Linked DNA regions of Homo sapiens: regions 1 and 2 are each linked to region 3. A link is a loop called in an ENCODE intact Hi-C map of the cell type or tissue named here. Cell type or tissue: IMR-90. All regions are shown on one strand.

Region 1 (8,000 bases), 290 kb after region 3:
ACCCATCTGTCTCTGTATCATGTACTGCTACCCTGTCATTTCACTCATTTCTCCTTCCCAGGTCCTAAGTTGAAGTGGTCATATTTGCCTTGTCAAATCTATTGTTTTCAAATCTTATAACTAATGTATGCCCCCTCTAATTCTCTCTACTCTGAAATAATTTGGAATTATCATAACATAATTCATAGGGATGTATCATATCAAATTCCCAAGCCATCCTGTCAGTAGATACCTTCCTACTTGGTTAAGGAGAATATCAGGACCATATTGATATTCAGGAGTATCTACTTCAACCAAGAAAAGCTCCCTTCTTTTCCCATATCAAATCTGCCTTTTATTTAAGGGTTCCTGATAATTTAGAATCTCAGTTGCTGTTAGATGTCCTGATGACTACTGAATATGTTACCAAACAAGGCTCACTTCTTGCTTTTCTCTTTCCAGGATAGTCAAGAGGTGACTTGAAAGGAGTGAACTAAAGGAATTGGTAGTGTAATAAGACCACTGAGCAGTTAGCTGTAGACTGTGTGTACACCAAGAAATGGGATAAAATCCTCTGAAGAGTGGGAGACTCCAGAAAGAATCTAGCCCATTTGTTCCTTAAACTTCAAAATACCCCTTATCAGAAGGTTCTCACTCTTTTTAGAAGTCCAACAAATAAGACATTTGCCTAGAACATCCTTAAGAGCTAGTCCTCAATTCTTGAATGTATTTTCTCTTCCTTCTATATTTTCCAAATTCTGCTGTTTTAAAATTTTTTCAAATGTCAGATTTTGAATAACCAACCCAAATACCTATTTTCATCCCAGTATAAACTTGAAACAAGTATGTGTTGTCACCCTTTCTACCCTCCACATCTCATTAGAAAGCTGGTAATTGGTTATATAGTCTTAAAGCTATATGGAATTACAATTTTGAACATTTGATTCAGCATCCCTAGAAAATGTTTGTTCCTCATTTTCCCTTTCTCCAAAGGCTCTTCAAACTTAACTCCCGGCAAACAAACCTATTAGGTGGTCCTCTCCCTCCTAGAATCCTAGAGGACAAAACTTACCCCATAGTCAACCTAATTTTCCATGTCCTTGAGGAAAACATCTTACACACCCCATAGATGAGGTAGTCCACATGTATCACTACACAGAAAAGAATGTTCTCTGAAAACTCTATATTCTCTAGCCAGGCGGTATATAGAGGGACCCACCTGGAGAGCAGATGTCCCTTCAGCTACAAAGAAGCCACATATTTGTTGAGCCAAACAGAATCCTCTGTCCTCTAATGTGAAATTCACTTAGGGACTCTAACATCATAGCTGTGCTCTTTCAGAAGTGTAATCTCCAGTTTCTCCCCTTTACATCAGAGGAGTGCCTCCAGGCGCCACCAGGAGCCTGAATCTGGGTCTCTGACCATGCCACCCACCTCACCTGGGCCTCACTGACCATATGTTGTTGATGCAGTTTAGTTACTCCTCACTCTAACAGCTAATGGGAAGCAGTGGTTTCCAGTCCTTGGAGAAACTCCACTTTCAACATCTAATGGTCAGTAGTAACCCCAAAGGATAGAGGCCCAGATCTCGCATGTCAGGAATTAGTTATAGGAATCTTGTAAGGATGGTATAAGCTGTTATGTACAAATCTCTTACAAAATAGAGGCAGGGTCTCATCATGTTGGCCAGGTAGGTCCCAAACTCTTGAGCTCAAGGGATCCTCCTGCCTCGGCCTCCCAAAGTGCTAGGATTCTACATGCATGAGCCACCACGCCCCGCCAAGAATTGCATTTTTTGTTTTGAATTTTGGTAAAAGATAGGCAATTATTTAAGCAAATGGCCATTCCATATGAGAGCGAGAGAAGCTGAAGATAACACTGGTGTTAATCTAATAATTCCTGTGGCATTTATCATCTTTCTTTAGCCACCTTTATTTACATCTGCATTTGGGGGAAGAAATAGAGGAAAACAGGATTGGAGAGTTTATAATTTATATCAAAAGTATAAGGAAATAATTATTTTTTGTGAATATATGAGATAAATACTCATCTTTATCACAATATGAACTTTTTTTTTTTTCTTTAAGAGACAGGGCCTTGCTCTGTCACTTAAGTTGAAGTGCAGTGGCACAATTATAGCTTACTGCAGCCTTGAACTCTTGGGCTCAAGTGATCCTCCCACCTCAGCCTCCCGAATAACTGGGACTACAGGCGTGAGCCACCATGCCTAAGATTTGTATTTTTATTTTTTGTAGAGACAAGGTCTTGCTATGTTGCAAGTCTTGAACTCCTAGGCTCAGGCGATCCTACTGTCTTGGCCTCTTAAAGTGCTCGGGTTATAGACATGGGTCACTGTGATTGGCCCAATCTGAGCGAAATTCTTTTTCAAGTGAGATAGCCATCATCGTCTGGTATTAATTGATCACCTACCAGGATGAAGGAAGGTGTGCTTTATGCAAATTGGTATTTTACCATAAAATCTTTTATACAACCTAACACAACCTATTTATGAGGGAATAGGTTTCACAATTAATGGATAAAAAATGATGATGTAAATTATGTGGTAAAAGAACTCTTGGAAACATATAATGTATTGGACCCTGAGAAAAAAACATTTTGAAATTTCTAGCTTGAATAATTGGACAAGTTGTGGGAATAGTAATAAAAATAGGGATATCAGGAAAACGGGAAATTTTGGAGAAATGATAATGAGGTTTGTTTTAGGTAGCACTTCTCAAGAGGGGATGGGGTGGGGACGTATTAAAATGTGAAGATGATTAAGTGTTCATATTAGAAAATTGAGAAATTCTGTTTTGAACGAACCGAGTTTGAGATTTTGGTGGAATAGCAAGATGGATGTGACTAGTGATAAAGTGACAGTGCAGATTATTACTGTCTCTGAGCCTGTTCATGCTGGACTCTGAATTAGGTGCCTGGATACATTGTCTTACATAGCATCAGCACAGAACTGACATTAGCATAGAACTGACATTACCCCCCCAGTTCCTGATCTCAAAAGGTTTAGGTAACTTGTATTTAAACCTGAGTCTTCTATGTCAGAACCCTGGTTTTTATTCCTGGCTGCTTGGGAATATTGGAATAATATGCAGACTGTATATGTGTTTATAGAAGTAACTGGCTTTTTTGTGGTTTTAACTTTACCCCTACTTTATCTATCACACAAAATTAGTTACCTTTTTTAAAAAGTCTACATGACATGACAGATGTAGTTTCTCTTCTGGCTTAACCTGCTGACAGTACCGTACATAGGAATAGATTTAAGACTTTCAAACATCTGTTAATTTACCATATGCTTTTAAAACTGCAACAGTTTAGAGGAAACAAAATATCAAGGGGCATTACCTAAAATATTCCTCCTAATTCTGATGACTGACTTAAATTCCTTTTATGTAATCCACAAATGTCTAGTGAAAGAGTAGAGTTTGTACCACACTATGCTTAAGCTTCCAGGTAAGACAAGTTCCAAGCTCTTTGACTAGAGTCATCTTAGTCTCTCCTAAGTCATCAGAGTAGTTATCAGAATTAATGTTCTTGTCTTGATTGATAATAGTGTCATCAGGGAGTTAATTTTTTAAATCATTAACCAAAGTAGAGTTTGTTGAACTCAATACAAATTTGAAAGGAATAACTTGAAAAAAATGAAAAAAGAAATTGTAAGGATTTTCCCCCATAAACACAGAAAATTACATAAACAGTTGTAAGACCTTTCTAGACCAATGAATTTTAGATACTCAGACAGCGATAGGCCAATAGGCCATTTCAGAGTAGGGCCAGGGAAAGTTTAGGTTGATATTTAGTGTATATGTGTGTGTATCTGTCTGTCTAATTAACTTCTCCAACTCCTGATATTTTCATTATTTATTGTCCCATAGATACGAAATGTGGAAACGAATCAGTGTCTAGATAACATGGCTAGAAAAGAGAATGAAAAAGTTGGAATTTTTAATTGCCATGGTATGGGGGGTAATCAGGTGAGTATCTTAGAAAACTCTTAAAAGGGATAATTTTCAGATTGTTTTTACTTTGCCTTTTTTTTATACCATGACATCATTCAGGAAATATTTTCCTTCCTTTAAAGAGAAAATAATAAAGACTTTTAGGTGAAGGAAGCTTTCAATCCAGTGATTTTTTTTTTTAATGAAACATTTGTGAAAGGCCCATTGTGAGAACTATGTTTACATTGCTGAGCACAAAATTTATTTTGCCCTTTTTATTCAAACAGATGACAACCCTTGACAATACATTCAGTGTATACAGAGAGCTCAAGGTCATTTTTGCTTCAGCTTGTAAGCAAGAAAATGAGTAACATAACATCAATGTAAATTAGTGGTAGCTTTTCTGAGTCACTTTATTCTTCATTACTTTAATAAAGTACATAAATCATGTACCTTGAAATACTTGTATTTTCCCTGACAGCTAATTGGGCATTTAAAATGCTGACTAATTTATTTTTTCTGTTTATGTGTGTGCATTTTTATTTCCAGGTTTTCTCTTATACTGCCAACAAAGAAATTAGAACAGATGACCTTTGCTTGGATGTTTCCAAACTTAATGGCCCAGTTACAATGCTCAAATGCCACCACCTAAAAGGCAACCAACTCTGGGAGTATGACCCAGTGGTAAGTTATGCAGTTGCCTATAGTAATAAAATTATGTGTGTCACTGGGTATATTTATATACTTTATATCTAAAGGAATGAGTTCTTGTGGACCTTGAATATGGATCAAACTTGTCTTATACACTAAATATTGACAGGCGGGAAAAATAAGTAAAATAAATGTGTTTTAATCTCCCTAATAATTAAATTTTAGTCTTATAAAATCACAGTTGCCTCCAATCCCTGGGTCCTTGTTTACTGAGTAGCCACTGTTCCTTCTGTATGTCTTCAAGTTCTATAGTCTAGTTTGGGAGAAATGAGGCAGAAAGTAGGCTTTTAAAATTACTTAATTAAACACTTCAGTGAAAGATAAGTTTTAATTAATAAAGTTCTCTGGCTTGTGATGATTTCCCAGTGACATATATGACAGAACCTTTCCTATTTATCTTTCCTTTTGTCTGGAACCTTTCTCTCCACCACCATCAAATGGGCTCACATGGAAGTACTTAAAAGGTATTAGTTCAATTAAAGCATCCGTGGTAAACCTCTTTCCACCTATTTGCCTAATTTTTCAACTTGTGCTTTTGCCAGGTTCTGGAACCAGCACCAACATCTTCAATATTTCTTTCTCTGGTTCTTTTTAATTTGGCTTAACTTCTGTAAGGCATTTAGTGCCACTAAACAGATGACTTTTTTTTTTTTTTTTGAGGCAGGGTCTTGCTCTGTCACCCAGGCTAGAGTGCAGTGGTACAGTCACAGCTCACACAACCTCCACCTCCCAGGCTCAAGCTATCCTCCCACCTCAGCCTCTAGAGGAGCTGGGACCACAGGCACACGCCATCATGCCTGGCTAATTTTTGTAATTTTGTGGAGACAGAGTTTCACCATGTTGTCCAGGCTGGTCTTGAGCACTTAGGCTCAAGCGATCCACCCGCCTCAGTCTCTCAAAGTGCTGGGATTACAGGCATGAGCCATCATATCTGGCCTGATATTTTCTAATTTATTTTTTTTTATTTTTTATTTTATTTATTTATTTTTTTGAGATGGAGTCTCGCTCTTATCGCCCAGGCTGGAGTGCAGTGGTGCAATCTCGGCTCATGCAACCTCCACCTCCCTGGTTCAAGCTATTCTCCTGCCTCAGCCTCCTGAGTAGCTGGGATTACAGGTGCCCGCCACCATGCCCGGCTAATTTTTGTACTTTTAGTAGAGACAGGGTTTCTCCATGTTGGCCAGGCTGGTCTTGAACTCCTGACCTCAGGTGATCTGCCCACCTCGGCCTCCCAAAGTGCTGGGATTACAGGCATGAGCCACTGCACCCAGCCTGGCCTGATATTTTCATATCCTCTTATGCCTTGGCCATAAGATGCACTACTGTTTAGGTTCTTCTCTTAGTTTGCTCTCTGTTCCTTTTGTTGGCCTGGCTCTCTCTCCTTCTTCGTCCTACTCCTTAAATGGAAATGTTGTCCCAAGTTACTGACTTTGGCCATCTTTCCTCCCTTTACTGTGTCATACACCAACCATGGTCTACTTTAATCATCAATATGCTGTTCTCTGAACATACCTTATACTTTCCTAGTTCACATCTAAGATAATATGCTTCCCTCTGCCTGACACACCTTACCCATTCTTAAGAACCCAGCTTTGACATCACTTCCATGAATCCTAACCTGAAATTAACTCTGTCAATCTTAATTACAGTCATCTCTGACCTCTATAAAGCTGTACTTGTTTGTAGTTATTTATCTAGCAATCTTTTCTCCACTATTAGATTGTTAGATCCTAGAGGACAGAGATCATCTTTTATAAATCCTGGGTCTCCTTTCACAATGTCAGGCTATAGAAAAAATGATATTACCTATAATAATAGCTCAGTTAATATGGCCATTGGAAATGGCCTGAATGCTCTGTTCTAGGGTTTCCCATGGTATGTGCCACTGCCATTTTGGGTGTGACTGCCCCATGCATTGCAGGGTATGTAGCATCTCTGGCTCCAGATAGTAAGTGCTAGTGGCACCCCATAGCCATTGTGACAACCACAAAATTTTAAAAATGAAAAACCTCTTAAGTTTATTGGAAAATGACAGTATATTAATTAGGCAGTATTTTTAGAAACCTATTTATTATAGCTAAAACAAATAGGGATTTATTTTTCTTACATAAGTCTAGAGGTAAGTAAATTCAGTGGCATAGTGATGTCAGGGATAACGTTGTTGTAATATTCTTAGCTTTTCCTTGTGGCCACAAGGTGGTTGCTGCAGCTTTATCGCATCCCAACTCCAGGCAGAAAGAAAAGGGAAAGAGGAATGGTACACTACCACATGTGTTGCTCTTTATTAGCAAAGTAAAAGGTTTTTCTGGAACCCCCTTAGCAGGCTCTGCTTATGTCTTATGGACCAGAACATCCCATGGTGACCCCCAGCTGCAAAGGAAGCTGGGAAAGCAAGTCTTTGGTTTTCTAGTCGTTAGAGTGTGAGATGGCCAAGAGATAGAGGGATTGGGAAAGACTGTTGGCTAGCCAACCTACACAGTCTACCACAACAGTATTCCAAAAGTAAATGTTTGATGAAACAGGTAAGAAGCTGGAGATAAGAGTATTTAGAAAGAGCCGGCCGGGCGCGGTGGCTCAAGCCTGTAATCCCAGCACTTTGGGAGGCCGAGGTGGGCGGATGACGAGGTCAGGAGATCGAGACCACAGTGAAACCTCGTCTCTACTAAAAATACAAAAAATACACCATACAGGCATGGTGGCAGGCACCTGTAGTCCCAGATACTCAGGAGGCTGAGGCAGGAGAATGGCGTGAACCCAGGAGGCGGAGTTTGCAGTGAGCCGATACCGCGCCACTGCACTCCAGCCTGGGCGACAGAGTGAGACTCCATCTCAAAAAATAAAATTAAATTTTAAAAAAAAGAGCCAGTTATGAGTGTGAAGTTTTAAAACTTCTAGATCGCTTTGCAAGGTTTTTTCCTGCTGAGATAAAACATTAATGCTGGGGATTGATTTCTCCCAGAAGCAGACTCGAAGATAAAGTTGAGCATTCAGGATGTTTGTTAGGGAGCACTTTCTGGGCCAATATCTGTAAAAGGAATACCTCCCTCTCCCTGGGCAGAGGGAGAAGTTGAGTTGCAATGCAGGTCCAACAGCCTGAGCAGACTACAGGGAAAGCACTGGAGGGGAACAGCCCATCAGAATCGTCCTGCCTCCATCCATTGAAAACTTAACAGTCTAGAAAAATAACAGAATACTTATGTCCATTATCTGTAATCTAAAATCATGAATTCTTAGATTTCAAAGCAACCCTAGAAATTAAACCCAGGATACTTTTTATACAAGTAGAAATTGAAACTCAGAATTAATTTCCCAAGGAAATTAATTGCCCAAGGTCTCTGAGCAGCCAGATAGTAT
Region 2 (8,000 bases), 540 kb after region 3:
CAAAGAGCCCAATTAATGAACTTCACTTCTTGACCATCTGGTATTTGGAGGCGGAGAGCCAATTAATTGTGTTTCGGCACAATTCAGCAATGATTTACTATTTCTGATCATTTCTATAAGTTGACAGGGCTCAACTGGGTGGTTCTTGCATCCCACATGGTATCAAGTGGAGTTTGACTGGGACTGGTACACTCAAGATGGCTTCATACACGTGACTTATGCCTCAACTGGGGTACTTGGAATAGCTGGGGACTGGCTAGGCCTCTCTTCACATAGTTGTTCATTATTCAATAGTTTACTCTGGGCCAGCTGTGGTGGCTCACACCTGTAATCCCAGCACTTTGGGAGGCCGAGGTGGGTGGATCACTTGAGCCAAGGAGTTCAAGACCAACCTGGGCAAAATGGCGAAACCCTGTCTCTACAAAAAATTAGCTGAGTATGGTAAAGTGCACCTGTAGTCCCAGCTACTATCGAAGCTGAGGTGGGAGGATCACCTGAGCCTGGGAGGTTGAGGCTGCAGTAAGCTGTGTTCACACCATTGTATTCCAGATATATATATATATATATTCTAGTCTAAGCTTCTTTACATGGCAGCTGGATCCCAAGAGGGTAAACAGAAGCAGCAAAGCCTAGCAAGGCCTTCCAATACATTCTATTGGTCAAAGCAAGTCATAGGGCCAGCCCTGACTAAAGGAGAAGAGAAACAGACTATACCTCTTGACAGGAAAAAATGACTTAAGCCTACAAAAATTATTGGCAGCCATCTTTGCAGACATTCTACCACAAAATTTAAATGGAAGTTGTTAAATTGTATTCAGCTACCTTCTCCCTTTCTTCCTACTTCCTGCCTAGAACATGAGTGTCATGACTAGAACTTCAGCAGTCATCTTGCAACCACCAGGCAGCCTGAAAGATGAGAACTACACACTGAGGATAGCAGAGAAGAAAGAGAGGAGTCCAGGTTCCTGATGAGCTAGGGGAGCTGCCACACCCACCAAGGACTGCCTATTTACAGAGTGTTTACACATTGGAAAAAATATAAAGCTCTACCTTACTTACATAATGATTATTTGGTTTGTCCATCATACAAAACACAGTGGGCACAGGCTAAAATGTGAACAACTAACAGAAGGAATTTCATAGCCCATAATGCAACATTTGCTGATGCGTTGTATTTTTTAAGAATATAACGAGAAGCACATACTCTGATTAAATTGCTAAGTTCCATTACAGTCTTATAAAATATATTACAGCAAGCCTCAAGCTAAAGGCTTATTGGCAAGTACCTTGCCTCTGAGGTACAAGGAATCCGTTCCTGGGGGCTTATGAGAAAATGTTAGGGGGCTCCTTAATAATTCTGTACAAACACTGCTTGAGAAAATACTATTAATGCCTTTCCGCCAAAACTAAGCTTGAGTACTTTTTCTAAACTCCTCACCGTTTAAGAAGAAATAGCATGCAAAGTTCAAATGAGGTCATCATATCCACCCCCTCCTGCCTCCCACCTAGTTTTTTCATTCAGCAATCAATCCCTCCCCAACAATTGAGGTTCAGTTGCTGTGTCTGATTCATGGAAGAATAACCTGTCTTTTCCTCCCCCTTCCAAATTTTTTAAAACACCAAGCAGTATAGGCAAGTTTTTGTTTGTTTGGCTGGTTGGTTGGGTTTTTTTTGAGACGGAGTTTGGCTCTTGTCACCCAGGCTGGAGTGCAACTGCACGATCTCGACTCACTGCAACCTCTGCCTCCCGGGTTCAAGTGATTCTCCTACCTCAGCCTCCCAAGTAGATGGGATTACAGGTATGTGCCACCACGCCCAGTTAATTTTTGTATTTTTAGTAGAGACGGGGTTTCACCATGTTGGCCAGGATGGTCTCAATCTCTTGACCTCGTGATCCACCCGCCTCGGGCTCCCAAAGCGCTGGGATTACAGGCATAAGCCACCGCGCCCGGCCGGCAAGTTTTAAACCACAAGAATAAGATGTCTTTTCACAGGTGTGCAGAGAAGGACCCCAGAACTGGGTAAATTGAGAAGTGGGACACACAGGTTTTGCAGGCCTGACTCGGACACACAGGTGTGAGCCTGCAACAACAAACAGCTCCTCAACCCTCAAGTACAAGAACAGGGGAAAGAGTGGCATTCTATATTTTTTTGAAAACTAGCTGAACTTGGTCTGCTCTTATTTTACCATTTTCATGTATGGTTTTGCAAATGTTTTACTTGACTTTAGCCTATATTTCAAATTATCGGAATGTTTTATATTCCCATCTATTTTAAACTAGTAATTACCTGTCTAAAACAAATGGACACCTTCTTGAAATAAATGTAATTAGATTATTACTGATACACACAGTATTATTGAGACTAAAAGTAAATAATTTACTGCTTGAACCCGGGAGGCGGAGGTTGCAGTGAGCCGAGATCAAGCCACTACCCTCCAGCCTGGGCAACAGAGTGAGGCTCCGTCTCAAAAAAAAAAAAGAGTAAATAACTTACTGTACTGTTTTGCAACACCTTAGCCCTACAGTCTAATCATTTACACAAAGCATTTTTCTAGAGATTCCACTCTGAATGTTCATCATGGCATAGAAACACAACACTTTGCAACTGATCTCCTAATCCAATTAAATGTTTGTATCTTATTTGGTCATTTGCCAAAACTTGTTGACTATGTGCTGCACACGTTTCTATTTCTACCGTGGTAACCTTAAAACACCAAGGATAACCAGCGGATTCTTAATTAATGACCTCCTCTGACTCCAGTGATCTGTCCAGGGTCATGTCCCACAGATGTCAACCAAGACAGCACTCCTGCCAGACCCATCTGGCTTTATTTCCAGGCAATTTCCTTTTTTGACTTCCCATATGTTTGCTTCTTGTCTTTCTGGTCTTTGCTTTCTGTTCCCAGTCTCTCTAACTCACTGTTTCAGCACACACCGACTTTCTCTTAAAACATCCCTAAAGTGATGGCTGTTTCTCATCATTTGTCCACGCAGTTAACTCAGAACTCAGGGACACTGACCCAGGCCTCCACTGGCTTCAAAACAAAGAGTTTGCCCAAGGTCCTCAAGGAAATTATTAATGCTCAGCTCTAATAAAATGACCATGCTCCCACCCCCTTCCCACACACCGTCTCATTAGCAGGGTTTATTTTTATGGGTAGTACTGTGAATCCACTAGGTAGAAGCAGGTCCTCTCGACGATCCCCTGACGACAGCCCTTGCAGACACGGCTATGCCCAGGCCCATCGCCTGGATCCTGAGCGCGTCTGGCTCTCCACGCCAACCCATTCTGCCCGCTGACTGCTTGAGTCCTAAGCCCGACGACCCTGCCCCAGACCCTGGAGACGCTGGACGCTGGCTCACCTGGATCCCACTCAGACCCGGGCGCGGGCTCACCTGGTCCCCCGCGGGCTTGGGCGTACGCTCATCTGGATCCCACTGGGACCCGGGCGCAGCCTCACCTGGTCCCCCGAGTTCCCGGGCGCGGCCACACTGGGTCCCCCTCCTGCTCGCGCCGCCCTGGGCGCCCCGGAGGAAGCTCTGTGCGGCTGCAACCCTGAGTCCCAGGCGGAGCGGTCAGCGGAGAGTTCCAGCCAACTTATTCCGTGCGCCTCGAAAGGGAGGGTTGCTGGGCGTATAGATATTCTATTTCGCGGGGCCTTTGCGCTCCGAGTGGCCCCTCTAGGCCAGTTCCTCCGAACGCTAATCGGGGGCTCCGCGCTCTCCCCTCGCTTCCCTTTGCTTGGGGAATTGGCAGCGGGGCGCAGGGATCCATCGGAAACGCAAAACTACTTTTTCCCCCTGCTGGTCACTGTGAGGAACTGCACGTGGTGGAACTAACCTGTAAGTAAGGATTCCTTCCCTCTAAGGAGAGAAGCTTGGGGTCTTTCCTCCCCCATCAAAGGCTTCGAAAACTCCCCCTTTTATTCCGTTTCTTTTATTTCAACTGTCACATTAAGAGATAGCAACTCATTTTTAGGCTTCAGATTAATGAGAATAAGTAAAATTAAAACATCCCACTAGAGCGTTTAAAATTTTTTTTCTCTTTTTAAATTATGGAAAATTGCAAACGTGAAAGTAGGCAGAAGAGTATAATGAGGTTCCAGCTTTTGGTAACGGTGGACTAATCTTCTTGCAGATAAAAGTTATACAATCTGGCTGGGCTCCGTGGCTTACTCCTGTAATCCCAGCACTTAGGAAGGCCAAGGCAGGCGAATCACTTAAGGTCAAGAGTTTGAGACTAGTCTGGTCAACATGGTGAAACCCCGTCTCTACTAGAAATACCAAACAAGAGAAAAAAATTAGGTGGGCGAGGTGGTGCACCACCTGGGCGACAGAGTAAGACTCTGTCTCAAAAAAAATAAATAAAATAAAATAAAAATTATACAATCTGAGCAAAGCATTTTTAAAATAATGTGTGAAGGTATTAGAGATTGATCAAAAGAAGGCAGAAACTGTAGGAAAACCACCCTTGAAAAATGAATGAAAATTGTTGGGATTTGTGAGTTTATGGCTTTTGACATGAGGGCAACCCCCAATCAGTGAGCAGCTCCAGCTGCAGAGAGCCATCGCTTGATTGACTTGAAGTGGACAGAAAACAGAGTTTGAGACTAGTAGAATTGGAAAATTGGGGCCAGGAGTGGTGGCTCACACTTGTAATCCCAGCACTTTGGGAGGCCGAGGTGGGCAGATCACCTGAGGCCGGGAGTTCGAGACCAGCCTGGCCAACATGGCGAAATCCTGTCTACTAAAAACACAAAAAATTAGCTGGGCATGGTGGCAGATACCTGTAATCCCAGCTACTCGGGAGGCTGAGGCATGAGAATTGCTGGAACCCAGGAGGTGGAGGCTGCAGTGAGCCAAGATAGTGCCACTGCACTCCAGCCTGGGTGACAGAGGGAGACCTTGTCTAAAAAAAAAAAAAAAAAAAAGGAAAATTGGGAAGAGGTAATTCTAGAAGGGAAGAATATATAGAGAAGTATGTGTCATGTTAGTTTTCTCTTGGCGCCATAACAAATTAACCACAGCTTAATAGCTTAAAACAACACAAATTTATTACGTTACACTTCTGGAGGTACAGGGCTCATTGGGCCAAAATCAGGGTGTTGACAGGCTGTGTTCTCTATAGAGGCTGCAGAGGAGAATCGATTTCCTGCTCACTCGGGTAAGACTGAGTTCCCTGATTTCTTGCTGGCCGTGAGGTGAGGGTCATTCCAGCTTCTAGAGGCCCATGCTGCATTCCTTGGCTTGGGACCTCCTTCCTCCATCTTCAAAACCAAAGCCGGGAACTATCAGTCAAGTTCCTCTCACACTTCAAATCTGTCCTCTTCCTCCCATCTCATCTCTCTGACCCAGCCTGGAAAAGTTCTCCCCTTTTAAGGATTTGTGTGATTAGATTGGGCCCACCTAGATTATCCAGGATAGGATAATCTTCCCCATTTTAAGTCAGTAACCTTAATCACATCTGCAAAATCTCTTTTGCCATGTAAGGTAACGTATTCATAGGTGCCAGGGAATAGGACGTGGACATCCTCAGGTAGCCATTAAGCTGCCTACCAGAATCTACCCTCTGATCCCTCAAATATGTCGCAGCTTAACATCAATAACTATATTAAATATAGCCAGGTGTGGTGACCTGTAATCCCAGCACTTTGGGAGGCCGGGGTGGGTGGATCGATTGAGCTCAGGAGTTCAAAACCAGCCTGGCCAACATGGTGAAAACCCGTCTCTACCAAAAATACAAAAAATTAGGCCAGGCACAGTGGCTCATGCCTGTAATCCTAACACTTTGGGAGGCCAAGGCACGTGGATCACTTGAGGCCAGGAGTTCGAGACCAGCCTGGCCAACATGGTGAAACATCATCTCCACTAAAAATACAAAAAGTAGCCGGGCGTGGTGGCACACACCTGTAATCCCAGATGCTCGAGAGGCTGAGGCAGGAGAACCACTTGAACCCAGGAGGGGGAGGTTGCAGTGAGCCAAGATCATGCCACTGCACTCCCACCTGGGGGATAGAGCAAGACTCTGTCTTCAAAATAAATAAATAAAAGGACTATATTAAACATAAATACACTAAACATGCTAATAAAAAGACAGAGATTGTCAGACTGGATTTAAAACAAACCAAAAACAAGACCTGGTTGTATATTATCCACAAAAGATGACTCTTAACTGCAAAAACATAAATAGGTTGAAAGTAAAAGAATAGAAAAGGATACACTGTGTAAAAAGAAAGAATAAGAAACCTGAGGTGGCCAACAAGCATACAAAAAGATAATCAACATCACTAATCATAAAAGAAATGCAAGTCAAAATCACAATGAGATATCACTGCATACCCACAAGAAGCGCCATCATCAAAAGAACAGAAAATAACAAGTGTTGGCAAGGGTGTGGAAAAATTGGAACCCTTGTGCACTGCTGGTGGGAATGTAAAATGCTGCAGCCATTACGGAAAACAGTATAGAGGTTTCTCCAAAAATTGAAAATAGAATTACCACATGACCCAGCAAACCCCACTTCTGGGTATGTATCCAAAAAACGTCAAAGCAGGATCTCAAAGTGATATTTACATATCCATTTGTCCATTGCAGCATTATTCAAAATATGCAAGAGGTGGAAGCAACCCAAATGTCCATCAACAGATCAATGGCTAAAGAAAATGTGGTACACATACAGTGGAATGTTATGTAGCCTTTAAAAAGTAAAAAATCCAGCCGGGCACGGTGACTCATGCCTGTAATCCCAGCACTTTGGGAGGCCAAGGCAGGTGGATGGCCTGAGGTCAGGAGTTTGAGAGCAGCCTGGTCAACACGGCGAAACCTCATCTCCACAAAAAATACAAAAAAAAAATTAGCTGGGCGCGGTGGCGTGCACCTGTAGTCCCAGCAACTCGGGAGGCTGAGGCAGGAGAATCGCAACTCCACTCCAGCATGGGTGATAGAGTGAGACTCTGTCTCAAAAAAAAAAAAAAATAGTAGAAAATCCTGTTGTCACTACACTATGGACGAAACTTGAGAATATTATGCTAAGTGAAATAAGCCAGTCACTAAAGGACAAATACTGTATGATTCCACTCATTTGAAGTATCTAAAGTGGTCAAAAATCATAGAAACAGAAAGTAGAAAGGTGGTTGCCAAAGGCTGGGGGGAGGAGAGGAGGAATTAGTGTTTAACAGGTGTTGAGTTTCATTTTTGCAAGATGAAAAAGTATTAGAGAACTGTTGGACAACAATGTGAATAAACTTAACACTACTGAACTATACAGCTAAAAATGGTTAGTATAATAAATTTAATGTTATGTATTTTTAAAATACAATTTTTTATTCTTAATCTTTGTGAGTAGTGTTATGTGTTTTTAATAATAAAAGAAATCTGAAGTGACTATATGTTTATGCAACTAAAATCAGAGTTTAAAAATAACAAGCAAAATTAGCAGAACTAAAGAGAGAAATAAACAAATCCATACTCGTAATGAAAGATTTTGATACCCTGCTCTTGAAAAGTGATAGAATAACTAGACCAAAAAAAAAAACCCAGTAAATATATACAATATCTTTTAAAAGCACTATAGATCAGGGATTGTTGAATTATGGTATATGAGACAAATCTCAAAAATAAAATTTTAGGCTGGGCGTGGTGGCTCACACCTGTAATCTCAGCACTTTGGGAGGCCAAGGCAGGTGGATCATGAGGTCAGGAGTTTGAGACCAGCCTGAACAACATGGTGAAATGCTGTCTCTACTAAAAATACAAAAATTAGCTGGGTGTGGTGGCACGCACCTGTAATCCCAGCTACTCAGGAGGCTGAGGCAGGAGAATTGCTTGAACCCAGGAGGCGGAGGTTGCAGTGAGCCAAGATCGTGTCACTGCACTCCAGCCTGGGCAAGACAGCAAGACTCCGTCTCAAAAAAAAAATTAGAAAACAGCCACCCCTATTCATTTATGTATTGTCTATGGTTGTTTATAGCAGCTTTTGCAGAATTGAGATGCAAAAGA
Region 3 (8,000 bases):
ATGAGAACAATCTTGAAACAGAACAAATTTGGAGGTCTCATACTTCCTAAATTCAAAACTTATTCCAAAAATACGGTAATCAGAACAGTATGGTACTGGTGTAAAGACAGACCTACAGACCAAAGGAATAGAATAGAGAGCTCAGAAACAAACTACCCCACACATAGTCAAATGCTTTTTAACAAGGATGCTGAGACCATCCAGTGGGGAAAGTCTTTTCAACAAATAGTGCTGGGAAGATTGGATATCCATATGCAAAAGAATAAAGTTGGACCCTTACACATCATACAAAAATTAACTTAAAATGAATTAAAGACCTAAATGCAATAGCTAAAGCTATAAAACTCTCAGAATAAAACAGGGGAAAATATTCAAGACATTGGATTTGGCAATGATTTATTCAATATGAAACCAAAAGCACAGGCAACAAAGCCAAAATAGATAAACTGGACTACATCAAACTTTAAAACTCCTGTGCATCAAAGGATACAATCAACAGAGTGAGAAGGCAACCTATAGAACTTGAGAAAATATTTGCAAATCATTTCAGACAGGGTTTAATATCCAGAATACATAAAGAACTGCAATGCAACAACAACAAACAACCAATTAAAATATGGGCAAAGGTCTTGAGTAGATATTTCTCCAAGGAAGATATACAAATGGTCTAACAAACACCTGAAAAAATGCTAAACACCATTAATTAGGGAAATGAAAATCAAAACCACAAGATACCACCTCACATGCATTAGGATGGCTACTAGCAAAAAACCAAAGCAAACAACTGGAAAATAACAAGCGTTGGCAAAAATGTGGAGAAACTGGAACTCTTGTGCATTATTGATAGAAAAGTAAAATGGTGCAACTGCTATGGAAAACAGTGGTTCCTCAAAAAACTAAAAATAAAATTACCATATGATCCAGCAATTCCACTTCTGGGTATATACCCAAAAGAATTGAAAGCAGGATCTTGAAGAAATATCTGGACACCCATGTTAGTAGCAGCATTATTCACAATAGCCAGCATTATTCACAATAGCCAAAAGGAGGAAGCAACACACATGTCTATCAATGGATGAGTAGATAAACAACCTATGGTATTTAGTATAATGGACTATTATTCAACCTTCAAAAGGAAGAAAATTCTGACACATGGTACACCATGGGTGATCCTGAGGACATGATGCCAAGGGAAAAAAAGCCAATCACAAAAAATACAAACACTGAATTATTCTTCTTATATGAGGTACCTAGAGTAGTCAAATTCATAGAGACAGAAAGTAGAATGGTGATTGCCAGGGACTGGGCGGAGGGGGAGGTGGCAATGGGCAGTTGTTTAATGGGTATAAGGTTTCACTTTTGCAGAATTACAGGAGTACTGGAGATTGTTTGCACAATGTGAATGTAGTTGACACTACTAAACTGTGCATTTAAAAATAGTTAAGATTGTAAATTTTATGTCATGTATATTTTAACACAATTAAAAAAATGAACAGAGCCTATAAAACAATATTTATGGATAAAATTATTGAGAAACCAGTAAAAAAAATTTACTGAAACACATTAAAGAAGACCTAAATAACTGGAGTGAATTCCATATTCATGGACTGATTATACCTTAATTGTAACCTATCGTAACCTAATATTGTAAAAATGGCAATTTTTCCCAAATTAACTTGTAGACTTAATGTAATCCCAATAAAAATTGAAACACTTTTTATGGAAATTGAAAAATGAATACTAACATTTATATGGAAATACAGAGTTAAGAAGAGCAAAGACACTCTTGAAAGGAGAATGTAGGTGATAAGACTTGCTCTACTGGTTATCAAGATTCATTAAACGGGCCAGGCGTGGTGACTCACGCTTGCAATCCTAGTACTTTGGAAGGCTGAGGCAGGAGGATTGCTTGAGCCCAGGAGTTTTAAACAGGCGTGGGCAACAAAGAGAGACCCTGTCTCTAAAAAAAGTTTTTAAAAATTAGCCAGACATGGTGGCATGCACCTGTGGTCCCAGCTACGTGGGAGGTTGAGGCCGGAGGACTGCTTAAGCCCAGGAGGTTGAGCCATATTTGTGCCATTGCACTCCAGCTTGGGCAAAAGAGTGAGACCCTGTTATCTCAAAAAAAAAAAAAAAAAAAAAAAAGAAGATTCATTGATTCATTAAAAGGTTGTAATAACTAAAAAAGTATGGTGTTAATGTAAGACAAATAAACATACCAATGGAAGAAATTAAAGGTACCAGGAAAAGATTCATACATACATGGGTGGCTTGACATGTGACACAAAGATCTTTGCAGAAGAGTGGGAGAAAGTTTTTTTTTCAATAAATGATGCTGAATCAATTATCTAAATGGAAAATGGAAAATAAAATTGACCCCTACTTCATACCATACACAAAATCATTTTCAAGTTAATTATAAACCTAATTGTAAAAAGCAAAATATTAAAGATGATGGAATATAATATAAAAACATTTTCAAGATATTGGGATAGGGAGAGATTTTAGAAATATGACACTAAAACTCTAATCTCAAAGGGAAAGAAAAAATGATAAATTCAGCTTATTAAAAATTGGGATTTTTATTTATCAAAAGACATGCAAATGTGGAATTCCAGGATGTTAGCTGTGCAACAAATGAAAAAGTAGTCTCAATTTGAGCAGTAGCACTGAGAATAACTCCAGTAATTTTTCAGAAGGAGAATTATTGGAGAATTCAGACTTGTTTAACAATATTGAGAGGACCATACAGCTTCAGTAGAGATTTTAAGCATTAATTTTGATAAGTACCTAGAAAACTAAGCAAAAAAATAAAGCAAGGTTATGATTTTTCAGGAGCAAAAACACAGAAGGATGTTTCCAGACAAGGAAAAATAATTATACAATACAATCTACCTGGTTCATTTGTGAAAAAATTTGCAAAATCATACTATGATGAAGACATATCATTACATTGTATTGCAACTGTATGTTAGAGGAAGAGGATGAACTAAATTCCCGTTTTCTGAGGTAGTATTATAGTATTCTTTGCCTTCTTCTCCACAAGAGGGCGCAAGGTGAATGAACCTTTCCTTTTGTGGCCTGGTCTTCATACTCTGCCGTTGGCATTTCAATCTAATCCACAAGTATTTTCAAAGCAATGGCTCTTTTCAACTTGAAAAGTGGAAAAGTGGTCTGTAATGGTCTGTAACCACCTTTCAGACCCTAAGCCTGGGTCTAGGAGAGCATTTCCGATTGAGCTTGTCTGCTATGCAATGCACTGGCGTAATGGAAATCATGCCAGACCAGGGGTCATCTAGCATGGACTGTCCTGCTGAGGCTGTCCCCTCCTGGCCAGGGCATCTGAGGCAAGTGAGTTGGCCTCTTGGAGTCTCAGTTTCCTCATCTGTAACATAAAGGCAATTAGAGTAATCACCTCATAGGATTGTCCTGGGAAATAAATGAGGTAGAGTTCCCTAAGTGTCTAAGAAATATTTTATATGTAAATTTTTACATATAAAATTACATATATTTTATATGTAAAAAAAGTAACTATTATTATTTTTACTATTAATTCCTTATCTGTGAAACTCTAGAGGGATTGCCAAGGGGGGACTGAGTGACCTCCAAGAGTCTCCTCCAAGATCTTTTTTCTGAGTTTGTCAATGACTTACCATGCATGCTGGTCATTTTCTATAATCTATCTGTAAAGCTTCAGAAAAGAAGAGGAGACCTCTGAAGAGGAGGGACACGCTGTTCCCAGGAATCTGCTCCAGCAGATTTTCTGTCCTGCTGGGCCCTGTACCCGCCCTCCATGCCTGCTGTGTGCTGTGGGGCTGGAAGTATGTGGCCAACACATCCCACAGTTTTGGTCCTGGTCTCAGCTTGGTCCTGCCAGCAGTGGAGAACAGAGGCGGCTTTGGTTTAGTGCTGTCCATGCTGGCCACAGCAGCAGCCTCTGGCTCCCGGGGCAACGGGTAGCTGGTGTAGGCTTGGGGCCAGCCGGGTCGGTAATGACTTCTTCATCTCTAGTTAACCCTCCTCTATTTTCCCCCTCTGGCACCCCTCCAGCCACACCCACCAGCCATTGCAATACCTTGGTAAATAGTTCTTTGCCCTGAATCCTTCTCTGCTTGAAAGAACAAGTGGTTTCTGTTCTCAGACTGCACCTTGATTGATGGGTGCAGGGGCTTCACCATCTGGAAAGCTCTCCCCAGGCAAGTGGGGTGCACAGCCCAGCCAAACCACAGTCATCATCACCACCTCTTCTCACATGCAGGTTTCTAGACATTAATATGAGCCAGGGGGCACCATACGGGTGTTATTTGTATACACCTGGTGTATACAAATATATTCATTTCTATTGTGGTGTAAAATCCCATACAGCCTGCAATGGGGCAGCCTTTCTGGGCCTGAGGAGTGGGTCGAACCTTTGCTAATGTTAAATTATCAGGTTGTGTATTCCCCTTTAGGATGAGTGTTTCCTTGCTTTCTGCTGCCTTCCTGCTTTAGAAGCACAGCAGCCATGAAGCACTAAACTTCATCGCGCACACAACCAGGCACTGCAGGATTTTGAAAGGGTGCTGAAGGATAGATACGGGCTGATTCCCAAGTCATGCTCGAGACTCCCTTATGAAGGAGGCTGCCAAAGACTGGTTTTGTGACCCTAGCTGGCCTCCTATCTTTGACCTAGAAAGAGGTTTCAAAGGCTGAGAAAAGGCTAGTGGTGAGAAGGTTTTTGAGAGGGTTGCTGGGAGGGGCCTGCATGATACCTTGAGGGGCAAAGGGAACGTGGGAGTGTTTCCCAAGGACCTGATTTGGGCGGCTCCACTGAGAAAGCTGGCTGGGGTCATTTGATATCCCACCCAAGAGAGCTGCCTGAAGAGCAAAACTCCGCAGCACAGTAAGTCTGAGGCTCCTTCATCATATAAAGGCTCAGGAAGGTGTCTTGAGTGACCAGCTGGAAAGAGAGCCCCAGAGACTAAGGAGTCTCTGAAAAAAACCTACGAAGTTCCTTACAGGGAGGAAAGAACTTGCTTCAGAGAGGGCTGATTCCAGATCATCACAAAGTTCCAAGTTATGTGAGAATCCTGCTGCCCCACCCTCCTTAGCTCCACCCTGGGTGTGGCCAAAACCCACAGCAAAGGGTGGAGCTGAAGAAACAAAAGAGCTTGGAGAAGAAAAGAGAGAAATGTATCAGGACGCGTCTCCCTGCAGGTGGCTGGTCTGCAGTGGGTGCCTGCCATGCAGAGGAGGGAAAAGGGAAGAACTAACCCCACTGTAGGGGAAATGAATGATGCTTTCTCATCACTTTCCATGAAGCCCCTTTGCTCCACATAAAGGCCAGGCTGGCAACGCATGCTGAGGTTTAGAGTTCATGGGGTGGCTAGGAGGGGTGGCAATGGCTTTGGGCTTTATTGTGGTTCAAGATCCTGAGCCCAAGAGGGTTCCAGCACCACCCCTAGGAGTGAGGGACTTTGCTTCTACCTTTCTCCAGGAACAGTGGGTCTCTGCAGAGCTTGAGGTGGGTGGGAGAGAGGATTTGAGAAAGGGGAGGGTGGAAGTAGACCATTTAGGGGAGGAGTGTGAACTTGTCCAAGGATTGTGGTGAGCCTGCAGGGTAGGGCTGCTGCTCATCTGACATTTCGGAAGGGTCTTCCTGGCTGTGACGTTGCTGTCCCTCAGCACCTGCTCCTCAGGTCTGATGGGGTTGATGGTTCTGGTTAACCAGTGCTGACGTTTCGCCCCAGTGAAGACAAAGTATGCAAAGTAGGTAAGGTCATTGGAAAGCAAGTGGGGCTAGCCCAATGAGGAAGAAAGTGAGACGTTGGCCCTACAGACCACGCCCAGTGAATGGAGGAGTTGGAGCCAGGATTCTATAGTGAGCAAGAACCATGGGGGCTTATGATGACCGAGCTTCAGGCTCCCAAGCAAGCTGTTGAAGGTGGTGCATTTACTTGTGAAGTTAGGCTGTGGGTGTCAGTAGCTGAGGTGTTGAGGAGGGAGAGGATGGTTGTCAACATGATAGAGGACTGGGAACCAGAGTGTGTGGTGCATCTACGGTGCTGAAGTGACAGAAGGTGGAGAGGAGCAGGTTGGTCAGGTGCGAGTCACCATGCAATGAGGAGGAGGAGATGGAAGGGGGTAGAGTCACCAAGTGGAGGGTCATGCGCGGTGAGGTTTTCAGAAAGCTCGACTGGGAGGGAGGAGAAATGGATCAGAAAGGGATTTGGATGGTTGGAATGACCGGAATTATCTGATTACTAAGCGCGTGCGCTCTCTCTCTCTCTCTCTCTCTCTCACACACACACACACACACACACACACACACACACACACACACACAGCCTGAGCTGACCAGGGCCTGGACCATTACTCAGCCCAGACAGACTGACCCTCCTAATGCTCCAGGTCACAAATGCCCTCCAAGGGCTCTTGGGCTGGGAAGTGCTGCAGAAGTAGACAGGGAGGGCCTGAAGTATTCTCCCTCAGCCGTCCCTCCTTTATTTAAAGTACAGAATTATTTGCTTGGTGCAGGGGCTAGGAAGGTGCCATACCAGGAATCTCTAGTGGCATTTTGTGGCTCATGGGTGGCTTAGGCTGGGGTGAGCCTCGGCAATGGCACCCCTCTGCAGTAATCCTCACCCTCCTGCAGGAACTTCAGACAAACTTCAGTTCACAAATACTCATCGAGTGCTCATGGTCGGGGAGGTGCTTTGCTGGATGCCTTGAGGGATCAGCCCTGCCTCCGAGAAGTTTCCAGACCTACAGAAGACAGAAGGCTTGTCTAAGAGTCACCTGAGTCACACAGTGTGAAGTGTGAATATTCACACATAAGGGATGCACAGGGGTTGGTGGAAGACTTCCTGGGAAAGGCAGCTTCAAGCTGAGCTGGGAAGGAGGGTAAAGTCTTGACAGAAAGGGAGAAGATTTCCAGGCTGAGACTGGCAATTGGACAAAATTGTAGTTAATAGGTTCTGGTGATTAAACCCGCCATAGGAGGATAGTGTCTTCTGCTGCTTGTCTGTATTACACACATGTGTGTAAGCAAATTGGAACCAACACATCTGCATGGTTCTTTTCCCACAGTGGAGGAGAGTTTCAATATGTTAATGTCATATTCCTCTTAGCAATGTTGAGACAGTGAAATCTTATTCAGCATTCTGGTTTGACATATTGCTCTGTGCTTGCATGGAATATCAGATGTGATCATAATTTGTAGACAAGAATCTTGCCTATTTTACATTTTCTGTATTCTGTGCAGTAGGCATGTCCTTAGTGACCCCATTCTCTTCTAGCTGACTTCATTCTCTTCCCTCCTGTTTTGTTGAAGGTCCTGGGGGCTCTGTCCTCACTCCTTTTTCTTCTTTCAGGAGAACCTTTGACTCCCATGGCTTTGATGACTCCTCTCCTGTTGGAGGATTGGGAGTGAAGAAGGAGAAGACTCTGTAAATCAGGGGAGTGTGTCAGGCCTTGAGTTAGACACTAAAGGTTTGTTGAGGACGGAGAGAGTGAAAGAGTGGCAGAGAAGCAAAAAACAAAGGTGGGGTCTGCTGCAGCAGATGCAGCTGGTGCAAGCAGGAGGAGGCCTGAAGGTGATTGCAGGGGCCAAGGAGAGATGCTGTGAAAGGCTGGGGATAGGAAGTAAAAGCCAGATTGCAGCTGGGCCAGGTGTGAGAACAAGGAGGAAGCAAGTTTTTTTTTTTCAAGAAATCTGGACAAGAAAGGGCAGGAAGAGATGGGGCAATAACTGCAGAGGGAGTGTTCTTATGATGAATGAGGCTTGAGCATGACAGGAAGCCTGCTTTTTCTTTAAATGCTCCTTGGTTGTAGTGTGTTAAAGCCAAGGTAATAATCTAGTCAGACTGCATGGAGGGACTTGCTCAGGTTTCTCCCTCTGACACGATGGTAGCAGGCACCTAAGCACATGCATACCACAGTGCTAGTGGTTCTTTGACAAACCTCTGCCCCAAGAGAGTCTAGGCTGGGCAGCAGAGAGTGCCTGTATTATTTAGAAGCAC

The links. A loop is a pair of places that touch in the nucleus more often than their neighbours do. Peaks named below come from ENCODE experiments on the same cell type or tissue, not always from the same donor. Only the 100,000 strongest peaks of a DNase experiment are listed, where the experiment ranks them.
Region 1: it touches region 3 in a loop (2.9-fold over the local background); 9 of 110 quality-filtered maps call a loop at or near these places.
Region 2: a loop joins it to region 3, with 14 times the contacts of the local background. A loop is called at or near these places in 28 of 110 quality-filtered maps.

The regions. Positions count from the first base shown.
Region 1 is chr18:35,699,025-35,707,024 of GRCh38, forward strand. It overlaps GALNT1 (polypeptide N-acetylgalactosaminyltransferase 1), which reads left to right. Exons shown (of 12, transcript NM_020474.4): 10 at 3,873-3,971; 11 at 4,485-4,619. The region is part of intron 2 of LOC105372064 (a long non-coding RNA gene); the gene reads right to left. Among named protein-coding and RNA genes, the nearest start is that of MIR3975, 110 kb to the left of the region's middle. RefSeq lists an enhancer at 4,081-4,375. In IMR-90, no CTCF peak of the experiment used is centred here; no DNase peak of the experiment used is centred here.
Region 2 is chr18:35,946,769-35,954,768 of GRCh38, forward strand. It overlaps LOC105372066 (a long non-coding RNA gene), which reads right to left. Exons shown (of 4, transcript NR_188032.1): 3 at 5,910-6,031; 4 at 5,035-5,269. Among named protein-coding and RNA genes, the nearest start is that of MIR3929, 17 kb to the left of the region's middle. In IMR-90, a CTCF peak has its summit at 3,810 (motif pointing left); a DNase peak (open chromatin) is centred at 3,793; H3K4me3 peaks cover 605 bases; H3K27me3 peaks cover 650 bases.
Region 3 is chr18:35,405,020-35,413,019 of GRCh38, forward strand. It overlaps LOC105372063 (a long non-coding RNA gene), which reads right to left and starts at 4,055. Exons shown (of 3, transcript XR_935376.3): 1 at 3,654-4,055. In IMR-90, a CTCF peak has its summit at 3,044 (motif pointing right); a DNase peak (open chromatin) is centred at 3,052; H3K27me3 peaks cover 1,262 bases.